Linked DNA regions of Homo sapiens: region 1 is linked to region 2. The links are chromatin loops, found by intact Hi-C in ENCODE. Cell type or tissue: A673. All regions are shown on one strand.

Region 1 (8,000 bases), 120 kb after region 2:
GGCTTTTCCTGAACAGTTGCCATGAACGAAAATGTTCTATTGTAAGTAATCAATAGTGAGAGCCCTGGCCTTTTATTTAGGTGGTGGTGATTTCACCAATAATTCTAGGAACTTTCTCATGTGAGTACAATAGATTCTCAGACTGTTCATGTGTTCAATCATTTGTTTGGCTGAGTGACATAACATGCCAGGCATTGTGTTATACGCTATGGGCAATGATAGTACATAATCCCTTATCCTTGACAAATTTGGCCTAATAGAGAATAAACCAACAATGATAATACAGTGGGTTCCAAACTTGGCTGCACACTAGAACCAGCTGGGGAGCTTTTTAACGTCCTAATGACCAAGTTGTATCCCAGATCTATTATGCCAGAATGTCTGAGAATGGAGCTAGGAATTGCCATTTTAAAAAAAATTCCCTTTTGGCTGACTGTAAGATTTAAAACAGAAAAACAAAACAAAAAATAAAAATAATAAAAAGTATTCCCAGGCGAATCCAAACTGAAGTAGTTTGGGAACCACTAATATAATGTCAGAGTGAACTATAGGCCTTATTTATCCCAGGAGAAATCAAGGGAGCCTTCCAAGAGGAAGTGACTGGGCTATGTTTTTAAATGATAAATTGGTTCTTTCTACTGTTTTTATAATTTGAATCCTGCAAATGCCATAAATGAACATAATTTGAATGCTACAAATGCCACAAAAACAGAAAGGGAAAAACGTTATGTACGATCCCCAAAAAAAATCATCTTTGGAAAAATTTTCCCACTGGTAGTAAAAAATTAAGTATTTGACTCTCTCTCTCTCTCTCTCTCTCTCTCTCTCTCTCTATATATATATATATATATATATTCAAATATCACCCTCAGAATTGATGGTCAGTGGTCTTTTATTTCCTCTATGTGGCCTATAACACTGAGAACAATGCAAGGCAAAAAAAAAAAAAAAAAAAAAAAAATCAGTGGTATAGTCTGTCAGATCACCAAAGCTAGCCTCAGGCGAACATGCCAAGACAAATTCTAGAATTACAACCAGGAAACCAGGATATGGCATCAATATAAAAGATTTGTACTTTAATGCAATCTCTTGCCTTTTTGGTAAGGTAGCAAAAACATACTTTGGCAAAGTTTATCAGAGGTCCTTTTCTTTTTTTGCCTTCCTCCACCCCCCAAGAAAGTCAGTGGGAAATAAGCAGGGGGACAGCCCATGGCTTTCCTTTTACCAGTCATTTTTGGTATTTAAGGCAGATACAGAGTGCTCAGCCATTGATCTGTTCACTGTCATCCTGCTTAAATCAATAATCTATTAGTCCCTTTAAATTAGAGTTAGATTCATCAAATGCCCTTGAGAGGCCTCAAACATTTTGTTCCTTATTGCAGGCAAGCACAATCAGTCTATGGAATGATAAAATTTTTGCTTGAAAACTCTGCCGGCTCAGCAGACAATGTGTTCTGTATTAGCTCATTCAGCGATCTCAGGCAGGCCAAAAAAGCAGTTTTTAGACTTCCCAGGGGGAAAAGAGGCTTGTGTCATTCAATAAAACAACTACACTGCAGCCATCCTGATGTGATTTCAGTTTGGAGAAGCAGTCTTAGAGGAATAATTCGGATCTGCTTTTTGTCTCCTGCTTTTATTTATTTCCTTGCCTACTTATGGACTTACTCAGTTCTGTTTGCTGCTTGAATGCCCAACAAGCAGCAGCCTCCAATGTGGCATCCAAACTGCTAACCAGATGGGCTTCCCTGCTTCGTCAGGGAATGGGCAAGTCAGAGGAACTTCTGCTACTCGGGTGAGATGGATGCTTGGCTCTGTGGGTCCCCGCCCAGAGCACAGTCAGCACCAGTGATGCTGAGAGGGCTGCTCTGAACTGCGCACATGAGTGGAGACAGTGAGCCTCAGGGAAGATGAGAATGAACCAAATCTGCAGCATTGTCCTCGGAAGCTGCTAGCCCCTATTTTAGACATCTCCACCCCCACAACATACAGATAACTATCACTAAGGAAAACAAAGCTAGAATCCCCTTCCTTGTACAATAAATTAGTCATGGGACTCATTGCTTTTAAATCAATGTTCCTCAAAGTGTGGCCTGCAGCAGGGGAATTCTTGAGGTTAGGGAGAAGGACATTTGCTTTAAATTCGTGCTTTTCAGACTATCAATGGTGAAGCACCATTTCTTAGTCTTTCCCCCAATCCCTCATGGATTGATCAAATTCAATACAAATGAATCTCCAGGAAATAGGAGTTAAGGAAAAACAACGACGTCCAAAGCACAAGCTCCAACTCTTTAAAAAAAATTAGATTTAATGGACATAAAATTACCCTGTCAAATTGCTCCAAAAGTTTTGAAACACTTGCTCTCAATGTCTGAACTTCTCTCCTTGCGGACGGGCACAGGTCTCCGGATTGCATTTTGAGAAACAGTCCTCTAAAAGGACTTCAAACTCAGAGGTTGTTTGCAGACAAAACAAAAACAAAGCTAAACAAAATCTCCACCGACTGGGATGGTACAAAAGCAGAATTCCCGAGTTCCCACTGACGAAGCTTTCTTAAACACTGCCACAGCTCTTGGGTTGATTCATTCCCAAAAGAAAAGAAATTAACATTGCTGCCTGTTAAGAGGACTTGGCACTTACGAATTTAACTCACCTGAGAAAACACAGTATAAATGTCCTTGTTGTTACAACACACCTGAGTGTCATTTAAACACACAGAAAGTCTTCGACAATAGCTCCCTTCACAATTCCTTACATGCTTGGCATTTTTCTAAAGGTTAGATTAAGTAGCAGATAACATTTTTAAGAGAGCTCAGTATACTTTTTTTTTTTTCTTTGTGAGAGCTAATTTACGGCTGGCTAAAACGATGTTGACAGATTTCAGGATTTTAGGTTGGGCCTGATTACAGGCAGGCAGGCATCATGCATTAGGAAAGCCTAGCCTTTTTACTAGAACCTTCTGTGATTAAGACAGTATTTTAATGCACTCTCTGGGCAGCTGAGCTTTAAAAGAAAAAGGAGTTATAAAGCAAAAGACATTTCCTGCATGGCCCCAGGGGAATTTTGAGCCCAGAGCTCCGAATCCCAGTGGAAGGGAGTAATTTCAGCTAATTAAGGAAGAAGAGCAAAGTTGCGTTTGGTCAAAATGTTCGTTTGGACTTCATTTGTGTTGGCACCAAAGAGAGCCTATCTGGATTTTTTTCTCCCTTTTTCTGTGGATTCACTGCAGGACTGCAAAGCCTACAGCTCACATACATTAGGGAGAGATTCAAAGGAAACGCCAAAGTTCAACTAAAGTACAAGTAATTAGAACCAGATTCTCCGCTATTTGCGTGTGCGCATGCGTGTATGAACTCGTGTGTAGACATTTTAGTAAAATGTAATTTATATGCATCCAAACATTTGGGGCACGGGAAGACTCCATACTGTCACTCACTTAATTTTTATGTCGCCTTTTCAGGAGAGGATCTGCTTTTAATCATCTTTCAGGAGAAACGGTTTCCACACACATGGGTTTTGCAAATCTGTGAATCGCATCCTGAATTAGGTAATTGCCAAACAAGAAAAACTCTGCTTTGAAATCTTGCCTTACTCTGCTGCTGGCTTTGTTATTATTAAGCAGCTCCAAGATTAGTCCCGGGTTTGGGGTGGCTAGAGAGGGAGGACGATGGGGAGTGAAGGAAAATATCATTGTTGGGCTTTGGCAGTCTTGACTCAGTAACCTGCCCGTGACCCTAAAGAAGTGTGTGTTTGCCGGGGTCACCAGGGATCCTGGCCGAGGGCTGGAGCTGGGTTGTGAGAAACTCTGCTATTCTGACCACATATGAAACAGGTGCTGAACATAGGCAGGAGACAAAAGGAAGGGCTGGGGGAAAGAATTTGGTTTTGAGTCTTTAATAAAGCCTTGCTCAGCAAAGTGTGGTCCTGGACAAGCAGCATCAGCATCACCTGGAAACTTGTTAAAATGCAGAATCTTGGCCGGGCACAGTGGCTCATGCCTGTAATCCCAGCACTTAATCCAAGGTGGGAAGATCACCTGAGGTCGGGAGTTCAAGACCAGCCTGACCAACATGGAGAAACCCCATCTCTACTAAAAATACAAAATTAGCTAGGCGTGATGATGCATGCCTGTAATCCCAGCTACTCGGGAGGCTGAGGCAGGAGAATCGCTTGAACCCGGGAGGCGGAGGTTGCAGTGAGCCGAGATCGTGCCATTGCACCCCAGCCTGCACAGCAAGAGCGAAACTGTCTCAAAAAAAAAAAAAAAAAAAAAAAGCAGAATCTTGGCCCCACCCCAGAAATGCAGAATCAGAATAGGCATCCTAACAAGACCCCTTGATCATTTTTACGCACATTGATGTCTGAGACACCCTAACATAAAAAATGTCTTGTTATTGTCCTAACCTTCCTGTAATCCCATTTTGCTGAGTTAATTTAGCATCAGAACTCTGTCAACTTGCCCTTTGCACAGGTCCTTACTAAATACTCCACCTTGTTAAGTACTTAATGCATTAAGATCTTCAGGCTGTGTGTGTTTATGCTTACCATAAACCAGAAGTCTTCGTTCACTCTCACAGAACTTTGGCAGTGGCTTTTAGTTGGCAGTGTGTTCAAAGTTGTACCAGAAGAGCCTGAACTAATAGTAATTACTATTTACTGAGCGCCTACTGTGTTAGGGACCATGCAAAGTGCTTAATAGACATTAGTTCATTTACTCCTTCCCCCATACCATGAGGAGAGGGAGAACTGAGCACCTTAGAATTAGGAAATTTAAAACACAACAATCCTTTCAGACTTTATAAATGAGATGTAAATGACTTAATATGTTTACTATTATCTCACCAAACCCCCCCCGCTTTTTAAATTCTCATTTTCCATCTCCCTGATTTGTTTCCTAGTCTGGGAAGGTCACAGGGTTTGCTCTGGTCAGGCCTACTTACTCAAATTTGAGAAGTGCAGAACTTTGTAATTCTCTTGCTTTTAACTCACGGTTATAACTTTCCAAACACTGATTCCATTCAAGATATGGTTAAATTTGACAAGATAGTTTGGGCCTTAGAAAGAGAGTAAGACTCAGGACCCACTAATCACTCTGTGTTGTAGCTACACCTGTCTGGGCTTACGGCCAGCAATAGAAGTTATTCCTGGGACTGGCTTTTACCACGGGAAGTGCTGTCATATTTTCATAAGGTACCATGACACGTTCAACACCAACATTTCATTTTGATAATATGTGTTCTCACCACAAGGAATATATTCAAAAATATCTCATAGGTTGTTTTGCATGACATTTTAAACACGTTTTCTATCACTATTTTCTAGGACATACTAAGATAGCTTATGCCAGTGTTCAAATAAATCCTCTCTTACAGTCACTTAACAGGCCGACACATCTAACTGCTTATTAATGATCTGAACGTGGAGGCATCAGAAATGAAACTGCATTAAGTGAACAAATGCTAGAACAGGTCTCGGGAGTCATGTGTAGACGAAGCTAATTGCTTTGCAATATTGAGGTCCCCTGAAGAGTTTTTCTCAACATCAACTCACTCAGTTCCATATTTCACTTCTATCTTCTATCGGGATTCCCATAATATTTACAAAAGGAACTATCACACTAATAAATGACATTATTTTATCTGATCGAATTTCCTGCACACAGAGTAGATTAAAACAGGAGCATTAACATGTATATCATTTCAGATACACACATTCACATTCATTTCAGATATCCACACACACATTCGTTGCTTATGTACTATATATCTATTTGAAAACCACATTAGTACCAGTCTGACAGAAAACCAAAAGGGAAATACTTGGAAGACAACAATGAAATTATGCTTTGTCACATACCTTGCCACTCGTCTAAGATCTAAGGAAGTTCAAGTATGATTGATTACACTAGAATTTAGCCAAAACCCTCTTTTTCTCAATAAAATAATGCTTGGCTTACTCAGAATTTTGCTGCAAAGAAATTTTTCTGTTTTGTTTCTTACAGGTATGCACCATATGAACAGCCTCAAAATAACTTTGAAACCGATTTAATCCTCACTGTGTGGGTTTTCTTGGTTCCTAAAAAGAAAGAAAATGCCATGAGCCTGCATAAAATTGTGTGGAGGAGGTGACGGGAAAGTGGTAAGCTTTGCTGCCAGGTGGACCTGAATTTGAATCTCTCTTCTGCCACTTACAAATGGCCATAGAGTTTTATTTCTCTGAGCCCTAGTCCTTCTTTGCTGAAAATGCAGATAATCCTGATTTCTGTTGGTAAACCAGAGACAACGTTTGCAATTTGCCTGACACACAGTAAGTGCTCAATAAATGATAGCCAACCTTCACCTCCACTTTTCCCCTCCTCCCACAAACACATTTCCCTTCCACCTTCCTTAATCTAGGGCAGGGTTTTTTTTGTTTTTTTTCTGAGATGGAGTTTTGCTCTTGTTGCCCAACCTGGCATGGGCAGCCATGCCATGGCACGATCTCAGCTCACTGCAACCTCCGCCTCCCGGGATCAAGAGATTCTCCTGCCTCAGCCTCCCAAGTAGTTGGAATTAATAAATGTGCGCCACCACGCCCGGCTATTTTTTTGTATTTTTAGTGGAAACCGGGTTTCACCATGTTAGCCAGGCTCGTCTCGAACTCCTGACCTCAGGTGATCCTCCTCCTTGGCCTCCCAAAGTGCTGAGATTACAGGCGTGAGCCACCGCACCCGGCCGGGTAGGGGTTTTTAGCCAGCACCATTTTGTCTCTCACGGGACATTCTGCAACATCAGGAGACATTTCTGGCTGTCACAATTGGGGGCTGCTCCTGGCATCTAGTAGGTAGAGGCCAGGGATGCTACAAAACATCTCACAATGCCCAGGACAGGCCCCTCCTACACAACAAAGAATTATCTGGCCCCAATTATAGATAGTGCTGAGGTTGAAAAACACTGATCTAGGCTGAGGATACTACTGGTGGGGAGACTCTGGGACCAAAGAGTGGGGACAACAAAGAAAATACTACAGCTCTGGAGAAATGGAAACTGCAGAGTCCTACAATGCAGATGGTATGAGCTCAGTTCCTAATTCTGCCTCTTACTAGCAGTCACTTATCCTTCCTGATCCTCAGAAAAATTGAGATGACAACCACGCTTACTACATTGCAGGATTTACACTTTGTAAACTATAAAAAGTATAAAAACATGTAAAAATAATAGCTAATGCTTTATTATTAGAAATTTATTAATTATTATTTATTATCTGGGGAAAAGTGGATTAAGTCCGTATCAATAATGCGACTAATATGGTCACCACAGAAAACAACAGAACCATCTCCAGAGTCTAGTCAAACATTTCAACAATAGTAATCACTAACACTCATGGAGCATATACTGTAGGCTAGTCATGCTCCTTCACTCTACTCTAAGCATTTTTCATCTATTAGTACATCTGATCCCCAGAGTGACCCAATAAGAGAGCTAGTCTTGGCCAGGCGCAGTGGCTTAAGCCTGTAATCCCAGCACTTGGGAGGTTGTGGCGGGTGGATCACTTGAGGACAGAAGTTTGAGACCAGCCTGGCCAACGTAGTGAAACCCCATCTCTACTAAAAATACACACAAAAAAAATTTGTGGTGGCGTGCGCCTGTAATCTCAGTTACTCGGGAGGCTGGGGCAGGAGAATTGCTTGAACCCAGGAGGTGGAGGTTGCAGTGAGCCGAGATCGCACCATTGCACTCTAGCCTGGGCAACACAGCAGGACTCCGTCTAAAAAAAAAAAAAAGAGAGAGAGAAAGAGATTGCTAGTCTAGTTTTACTATTTCTTTTTGACAGGCAAGAAGAAACCAGAGGTATAATGTGGTTAGGTAACTTGTTCAAGGCCATACAGCTGCTAAATAAAAAGCATGGATTTGAACTTAAATGGTCTTAAGTTCAAGGGAATGGGTCTGACCCCCATGTTGAGAGAAGACTATGACATCCCCTCTTAGGACTGTGCAGAACTCCTGTCACAAGCAGCTGTCCCT
Region 2 (8,000 bases):
GCTCTATAGGAGGGGAGAAATTCAATGTGTTTCCAATTAGAGGGGGTGACATGTCAGCCTTGAGCAGGCAGGTTGTTGGTGGGACAGCTACATTTTTTTTAGCCTGGATTCATCCTTTTTTTGTGTGTGTGAGACGGAGTCTCGCTCTGTCACCCAGGCTGGAGTGCAGTAGCACGATCTCAGCTCACTGCAACCTCCACCTCCCGGGTTCAAACGATTCTCCTGCCTCAGCTTCCCAAGTAGCTGGGATTACAGGCGTGTGCCACCATGCCCAGCTAACCTTTTGTATTTTTAGCAGAGCCAGGGTTTCACCGTGTTAGCCAGGATGGTCTCGATCTCCTGACCTCATGATTCACCCGCCTCGGCCTCCCAAAGTGCTGGGATTACAGGCGTGAGCCACTGTGTCCGGTCGGATTCATCCTTTTAAAACACTTAAAATCTTATGCCTGTACCACTGGATAATCAAGTAACAGAGGAGAGGAAGTATCTCTGTATGCAGTTATCCAGCTAACAAACAAGAAAGGAATGAGGAGTCACCATTTTCTAACTCTGATGAATGAATGGCTCTAAGCATTGACCATCAGTACTTGTTAATCTCTTAAAAACACGCCACCTGTCATGCTGATGTCCTGATGGAAAAACACACCACCACCCATGAAATATTCTGGCCAGAAATCAAACTTGAATCTGACTGAGACTCTAGATAACCTCAGGAAATCCAGGGACACGGTAAACTACACAAAGTGGGTACAGCTATCAACATCCAGAATGCCAGAAAATCCACAAAACCAATGAACTGGTTTCTTCAATAAGAACATTGCAAGAGAGAAAAACAAGTGGAGAGAGAAATCTATAGATTGAAAGCAACTCAACCCAAATGCTCATTAACTGATGGGTGGATAAATAAATTGTGATTACAACTTTGCAATGAAAATGCTAGGTAGCGTTAATAAGGAAGGAAACTGTAATACATGCTACAACATGGATAAACCTTGGAAGCATGCTAAACCAAAGAAGGCAGACATAAAACGCCCATACTCAAAACGATTCCATTTATATGACGTTCTGGAAAAGGCAAAACTATAGTGATTGAGAACAGTTCAGTGGTTTTCCAGGAGCGGGAAGGCAGGTGGGGACTGACCACAGGTGCACAAGGAAACTCTCTGGAGCAATGGAAATATTCTACATCTTGACTGGAGTCAGGTTATGTGACTGTATACTTTTATCACACTCATCAAACTATACCTTTAAAAAAGATAAAAATTACATTATGTAAAATATACTGCAATAAACCTGACTTAAGATACTGAGAAAACTGACAACCAATTGCATGGTGTAAACCTTATCTAAATTTTAATTCAAAAAATAAACTGTAAAGAGGTGGTGATATATATGAGAAAACCAGAAATATGAGCTATTAGGTGTTAGAGATCATTTTATTTTAGGATGGTAATAATGGCACTGATGCTTTACTTTCGTTTGCAGGAGCTTCTTTCATTTAGAATACATATTAAGATATTTACAGATAAAATGATGAGATATTTGTAATTTACTATCCAACAAAAGGCTGACGTTTGGTTCTCTGACAAATGTAAACAGCTCAGGAGAGGTACTGTGTTTCTCAAACTGATATCTTTAGTTCCCCACCTCAGTTAAAATCAGTCTACAGGAAGTGAATAAAACTAGCTCTTGCTTTGAACGTCTGCATGGAAAGCCAGAAAGAAGAGTTTGCACGAGGTGCCACAGACACTGTAAAAACGAAGGTGGTCAACTTTGCCTTCCACGACGTTCCTTGTGGAGAGTAGACATGCATCCTCCAGATTTATTTTATTCCTTCCTCAAGGACCTTGGTGGTATACAGTACACTTGAGGGAACATGAGATCAAGATGTGTGGCCATTTGGGCCGTAATTAAATTTAATAGGCAGTTTATCCGGTTCGTAGGAAGATGACACGGAAGAGAGGGACGGAGAGTCAAGCTTATGGAGGGAAATCATTTTACAATAGAGTATCCATCTGGAAAAAAAGACATTGCCCCGACCCAGCAAGTGTGAACGAAACCTTCATCAACATTGCATGAGGTAACTTTATCACGCGCCAGGGCTGAGAGAGAGGAGCCTGTCGTACCTTCTATTAAAAATAATGCACAGCCGTCTTAACGGCATGTAAATCTAACTCACTATTATGCAAACTGAAGGGAAGAGGCAGTTAATAAAACACAAAATAACCTGGTGTTTTATTATACTGGCTGCTGGATTCATAGGCATGAGGCTTCAAATGGCTTATATATTATCTTCCAGCTGCGGCAAATGGAGAGCCCTGGCCTGCTTGGGTTGGTAATGAAGGCGGCTGTGGGGAGCACCAGCGAAGCGTGGATTTTCAGCAGCATTTCTGAGTGTGCAGGGAGGAAAACCAACAGAGAAGGAGAAGCAGAAAGTGGGGTGGTGAGGAGTGACCCTTGCTGTGAGTATGAGGCAGGCTGATGAGGAAAACAGCCAAGCCAGAAGGGCAAGGGGCTCTCCTCCATCTGCTGCCGACTGAGAGTCTGGCCAGGGCTTCCAGAGGAGGTCCCCTCTTCGGCAGGGGCTACAGGAGCTGCAGCGCCTCCCCAGGATGCCGCGTGGTGGCCCATATATGGAGGGTCGCGCCCATGGCCCCCCAGGGCCATCTTAAGCAGCAGAAAAGCCCAACCCTACTATGAAATCCAATTAAATGGCAAGTTTTGCCACGCAAATGGATCCCTTTCTTCTGCTGGTTTGGTTCTCTGCTGCAACGGGCTGCCTTCCTGGACTGGCAGGACTTTCAGAACAAGACCCATAAAGGAAAGTGGAATCACCAGCATCTTTAAATCCCACTGGAGGCAGCTCCTGGGTATTACAGTGGTTTGTTCAAGCGTTCTGGCTTTTTTTTCAAAGTTAAGAAGGAAATGTAAATTTTCATTAAAGAAATAAAGAATTAAAATTCTGTGGCAATGTTGGGTATATCCATGGAAGTGCCTCCTTCTTCCTTAGGCCTGAAATCCTTCCACCATCCTGGAGACTGATGTCCTTTCAAGTTCAATTTGCAGACCATCCCTGTCACCCACATTCAATTCCTGCATTTTGTATGTTTTTGCATGTAACCACCCCTTTTTCTAGGGCTTGCCTCGTGCCAGGCACTGTTCTACATGCTTAACGATCACCGACTCTCTTTACTTTTCACAGCGCCCCCATGCGGTAGGCACCATTATGGTCCCCATTTGGCTGATGAGGAAGCGAAGGCCCACAGAAGTGCAATCATTTGTGCAAGATCCCGCGGGCGAACCGGAGGGTGTGGGATTCACCCACACAGTTGGGTTGGGGTGTTTAGGCTTCCCACCAGTGCACCACGTCACCCCCTCCCTACTGGTTCCTCACATATTTCTACTTTCTGGTTAGAACTTCCTGACTCCTAAAGCCTGTGGTTGCATCTGTGATCTCCCTCCTTATTGGAATCTCTGGATGCTTCCATCAGGTGGCTACAAGAGCTCCAGCACAGCTATGAAGAGAATGTTATGTGCCGGCCAACATCTCTTTGTGGTCAATACACACATTATCTAGGCACTATGAGAGCATGGCTTCGGGAACGTCTGCCCCCAACAGAAGAGAAGAGAGGAGAAGGCCCCCAACACGCCTGCAGCATTTTCCTTAGGACCAGATGCCTCCAACAGGTGGGGAGAAGGCAGCTTGGCAGCCACCCTGTAGCTCTGGGTAGACAGGAGGGCGTGATCTTAAAGGCATGGTGCAGCCTGTGGCTAGAGAGGGCTTCGAGCAAAGGGCAATGGGAGAGGGCAGGTAGGGAGGGTCTCTAGAATCTTTCGAGTATTTCCTAGCAGCCTGGCTAAAAAGCAAGAGTGATGCCGCAGGATTCCCCTGGAGGTCACGTTTCAGGCGTGCTCCTGGACCACCATCGTCTAAGATTCCTGAGCTGGGACATGACCTTGGAAAGGACCATCTATCCATCTGCAGCCCCTTCACTCCTGGGGTTCAGAGATCTGGGGCCTTGGTCGAGTGCAGGGGTGGGGTGGTGGGTATAGTCCAAGGCCCTAGAGGATGTCCAAGAAATGCTAGAATTCTGGAGTGGTCCCAGCTGCTGGAAGGGGCCACGAATGCCTTCTGGAGCTGCAGGGCATATCTGAGAAAGATCAAAAGCCCTGCCCTGTGTCCCTGCCGAAGCCTTCCAGCCAGACACAGCAGCTAGGCACCACCTTCTTCGAACTGCTTTTTCTCATGACTAGAAACTTCCCTTGGCTCCCTAGGGCTAATGTTCACACACCTTATCCCAGCACCCAAAGCCCCTAGGAAGCTAGCCCTGACCTACCTCCTCAAACTTAGCTCTGCCTCCCTCCCACCCAGCCCCATCCCTGTGAAACCCTGTGCCGTGTTCATGCTATTGCTTTTGCTGGGAACGTCTTTCCCTTATTCCATCACTGAGGAAGAATGTGGGTACTTAGCACAGTGCCTACAGAACATTTTTCTTCAAAAGATCAGGACTTATGTGTGCTGCCAGAGGTTTCTAAATACTCACAACACTTGTGACAAAATTTGATCTCCAGCTAGACTTTGCAGAGAGCGGCAAGCATGGAAAGGTAACATCCATGCACTCCAGTTCTGCACTCACTAGGTGTTACTGTTTGTTACGGGTTAAACTGTGTTCCTCAAAAAGATGTGTTGAAATCCTAGCCCGAGTATGTCAGAATGTGACGCTATTTGAAAATAGTGTCTTTATAGGGGTAATCAAGTTAAAATGAGGTAATTAGGGTGGGCCCTAATCCAGTATGACTTGGTGCCCTTATAAAAAAAAATGTGGAAATCTGGACAGAGGTTGACATGCATAGAGAGAAGACGATGTGAAGAAACACAGGGAGAAGATGACCATGAGAAGACGGAGGATTGGTGTCATGCAACTACAAGCACTGCCTTCCACGCCAGAAGCTACAAGAGGCAAGAAAGGGCTCTCTCCCAGAGCTGTCAGAGACAGCGTGGCCATGCACACACCTTGATTTTGGACTTCTAGCTTCCAGAAATGCGATCAAATAATGTTGTCTCAAGCCACCCAGTTTGTATTATTTTGTTCCAGCAGCCCTAGGAAACTAACACAGTAGGTATGCAGTCATTGTTTGTTGCAACATGAAAGAATGGTCTAGGTCAGGGGTCCCCAAGCCCTGGGTCGTGGATGGGTACTGGTCGGTGTCCTGCTAGGAACTGGGCCGCACGGCAGGAGGTGAGTGGCCAGGAGCGAGCGTTATCGCCAGAACTCCACCTCCTTCAGATCAGCGGCGGCATTACATTCTCATAGGAACATGAACCCTACTGCAAAGTGCGCATGCGAGGGATCTAAGTTGTCCTTCATGAGTTTCATCCTGAAACTATCCCCAAGCCCAGCATCTATGGAAAAATTCTCTTCCATGAAACTGGTCCCTGGTGCCAAGAAGGTTGGGGACCGCTGCTGGGTGATACTGGCAGCACAGGTGTGTTTACTAGCAAGAAACTGAGGCTCACTAAGTTAACAACTGGCTCAAAGTCAGACAGCTGTGAGGTGACAGTGGGGACTGGAACTCGGGTTTCGTGGCCCCCACTGACCTTCTATCCCTCCTGATGCATCTCTCCTGGCAGCCCGAGCTCCCCGAGTTCCAGGTTCTGCTCCTCTGGTTGATGGCAAATGTTAGTTTCCAAAAAGCGCACCGAGTCCACCCATGACAAGTGCTCAAAACAGCCTTCCTTTTCTATGGTATGTCTCCTGGAAAGTCTTTCGTGGTTAATAATTCTGTTTGTGGTCATTTTTCTGAGCAGGTTAAGGGCTTCTTAAATCTTCATAGTTCATATTCACAAGCCCCTCGGAGGACAGCTTACCTCCCGCCAGGCCCCACCTGGTGATGAGCGGCCCGCACACGGCAGAGCAGTGGGAGGCCGGGAGCAGAGGCGGCCCGGAGCAGACAGCACGAGCTGGGGGTGGGGGCTACACCACCTGGAAATCTGTCCCACTGTCACACCCACGCTAGTTTACAGAACCTGGGCATGTGGCTCGAAAAAATGACAAGACATTTATGATGGGGTGGAGAGGAGGAGAGCTGCACATTCGGCACGACTCCTCTGTGCCGGAAACTGTGCAAGGCGCTCCATATATTTTTCTCATGGAACCCTCCAGGCAGGAGGTGGATGTTTTTAAAACTCCCATTATACAGATGAAGGAGCTGAGGTGCAAATGATGATGTAACTTTCCAAAGTCACATGACTCCTAAGTAGCAGGGATAAGAGTTGAGCTTGAATTTATGAGGCCCTAAAGCCCAAATGATACTCACTAGGGTTCACCCTAAGGAAGCGGAGAACACGTCCTCAGAGCGAGGATGTTACCTCTGGTTCAGTCCTGATTCTATTTTGGAAAGCTCATCTATAAATAGCTTCTCTCCTGCTTTCCACCTTTCCACAGGGAATCCACCCTCTCTCCTTTTATGGCGGCGGAGGGTCATTGGGTAGAAACCTTCCCAGGGATACTAGCTCTGAAGATTGTGGGTGAGTGCCCTGCCCTGGCCTGAGGTGGGGGTGGTGGGGATATGTTTCTGCCTCTTCCAGCCATTCCTGCGGTCTCCGGGGACCCAACCATTTGTCCCAAATCCACCCTAATTAGGGAAGAAAAAGGAACTACTCTTTCAAAGATCTGTAGATGCGCAGTTGGCTGCCTTTCTTATTCCTCTCTGCCCACTAATTCCAAAGGCATCTGACAGGGATGCCACTCTGGTGAAGATGACAGGAAGTTTCCTGCCGTGGAAGCAACTGCCTGTCTAAAAAAAGCTCTTTTTAAAAATGCTCAACTCCGAACTAAGAGCTTGCAGAGAATGTGTTATGGCTGCTGTTATTTATTTATACCACCGACTTCCAGAAAGGATTTTAAGTGGCTCACAATAAAAACACAGCTAGATCTGGGGAGAGATAGTACAAATGAAGAGCACGGTCAGCTGCGAGACTGGCTCAGAGCGCCCTCCACCCCGCGGTGGGCAGCAGGCCTCCGGAAGGATGCCCAGTAGTGAAGGGCCACGCTCTAGAGATAAAATCGTGTTTCTGTTTTTCTGCCTGACTGGGAGGTACAAGAAGTCTCCACAATGTGTTTAGGAGGGTGGGCCCCAGTTGAGGACTGGGGGTGACTCACCCCCATATTGGGGTGGATAGGAAAGGGCCCTGGAGGCCTGCAGGGAAGCCTCTCTCTCTTAGGCCAGAAGCCGAGGCTGAGACTAGAATTGGAATGCACGATAGTTTATGTGGGAGGAGATCCCAGGAAGCACTGGAAGAACAGAGTGGGCAGGGAAGGAAGGCGGCCAGCGGAGATCATCACTGTGGGCAGTCAGAGCTCGATCTAGTTGGGAAACTCTGGGACGTGGTTTAGAGGATACCTAAGAGTATCCTGCCCAACGAATAAGGAAGCTGGGGGGGTTTATCTCTCCACGTTCTGCTCATCAGTGGTGAGGGACCGCTCGCAGGAGTGGCAATGCCTCACATGTGAGCCATCCTGTAGGAATCCCGGTCACACCAGGGCGCATGTTCCAGGAGCGGCAAATGCTGTACGTTGTGTTTGTCCTGCCCTCCTCCAGGTTAGAGTGGGAGCTGTTTCACCTGATTACTAGGTGAGTCAGGGTCTGGGGATTGACTTGGCTATGCTAAGATACCACCTGGAGGAGGCGGAGGGGGACCCTGATGTAGCAGTTACTGGCCCTAGGTATTGCCATATAAAGTCGCTCACCTCATGACCTGGATCAAAAGTCTCCTCTTTCAGGAAGACCTCCCCACTCTCATCTCTTTTCCTCTGACTTTCTTGGAGCTACAAGATTGATTTATTCCTGGGTCACAGCTCTCTCCTCCTAGCTAGATGCCGCCAATGGCCCCAGCTTCCATTCTCCCTTTTTGGCAACCCTCTCAAGGGATTCTGTGTATAGTATACTGGTTAAAAGAGCTGCCCTGGAGTCAGACTGTTTAGGTTCAAGTCTCACCT

What was found. Hi-C counts contacts between places; a loop is a spot of excess contacts. Peaks named below come from ENCODE experiments on the same cell type or tissue, not always from the same donor. Only the 100,000 strongest peaks of a DNase experiment are listed, where the experiment ranks them.
Region 1: it touches region 2 in a loop (2.0-fold over the local background); 5 of 110 quality-filtered maps call a loop at or near these places.

The regions. Positions count from the first base shown.
Region 1 is chr3:25,449,516-25,457,515 of GRCh38, reverse strand. All of the region lies in intron 1 of RARB (retinoic acid receptor beta), which reads right to left. Among named protein-coding and RNA genes, the nearest start is that of RARB, 25 kb to the right of the region's middle. RefSeq lists enhancers at 1,757-2,297, 2,396-3,020, 6,601-7,101. In A673, no CTCF peak of the experiment used is centred here; DNase peaks (open chromatin) are centred at 1,505, 3,055 and 3,205; H3K4me3 peaks cover 1,507 bases; H3K27ac peaks cover 3,004 bases.
Region 2 is chr3:25,572,504-25,580,503 of GRCh38, reverse strand. The region is part of intron 4 of RARB (retinoic acid receptor beta); the gene reads right to left. Among named protein-coding and RNA genes, the nearest start is that of TOP2B, 88 kb to the left of the region's middle. RefSeq lists enhancers at 6,519-7,046, 7,047-7,575. In A673, CTCF peaks have their summits at 3,024 and 3,224 (motif pointing left); a DNase peak (open chromatin) is centred at 6,813; H3K27ac peaks cover 427 bases.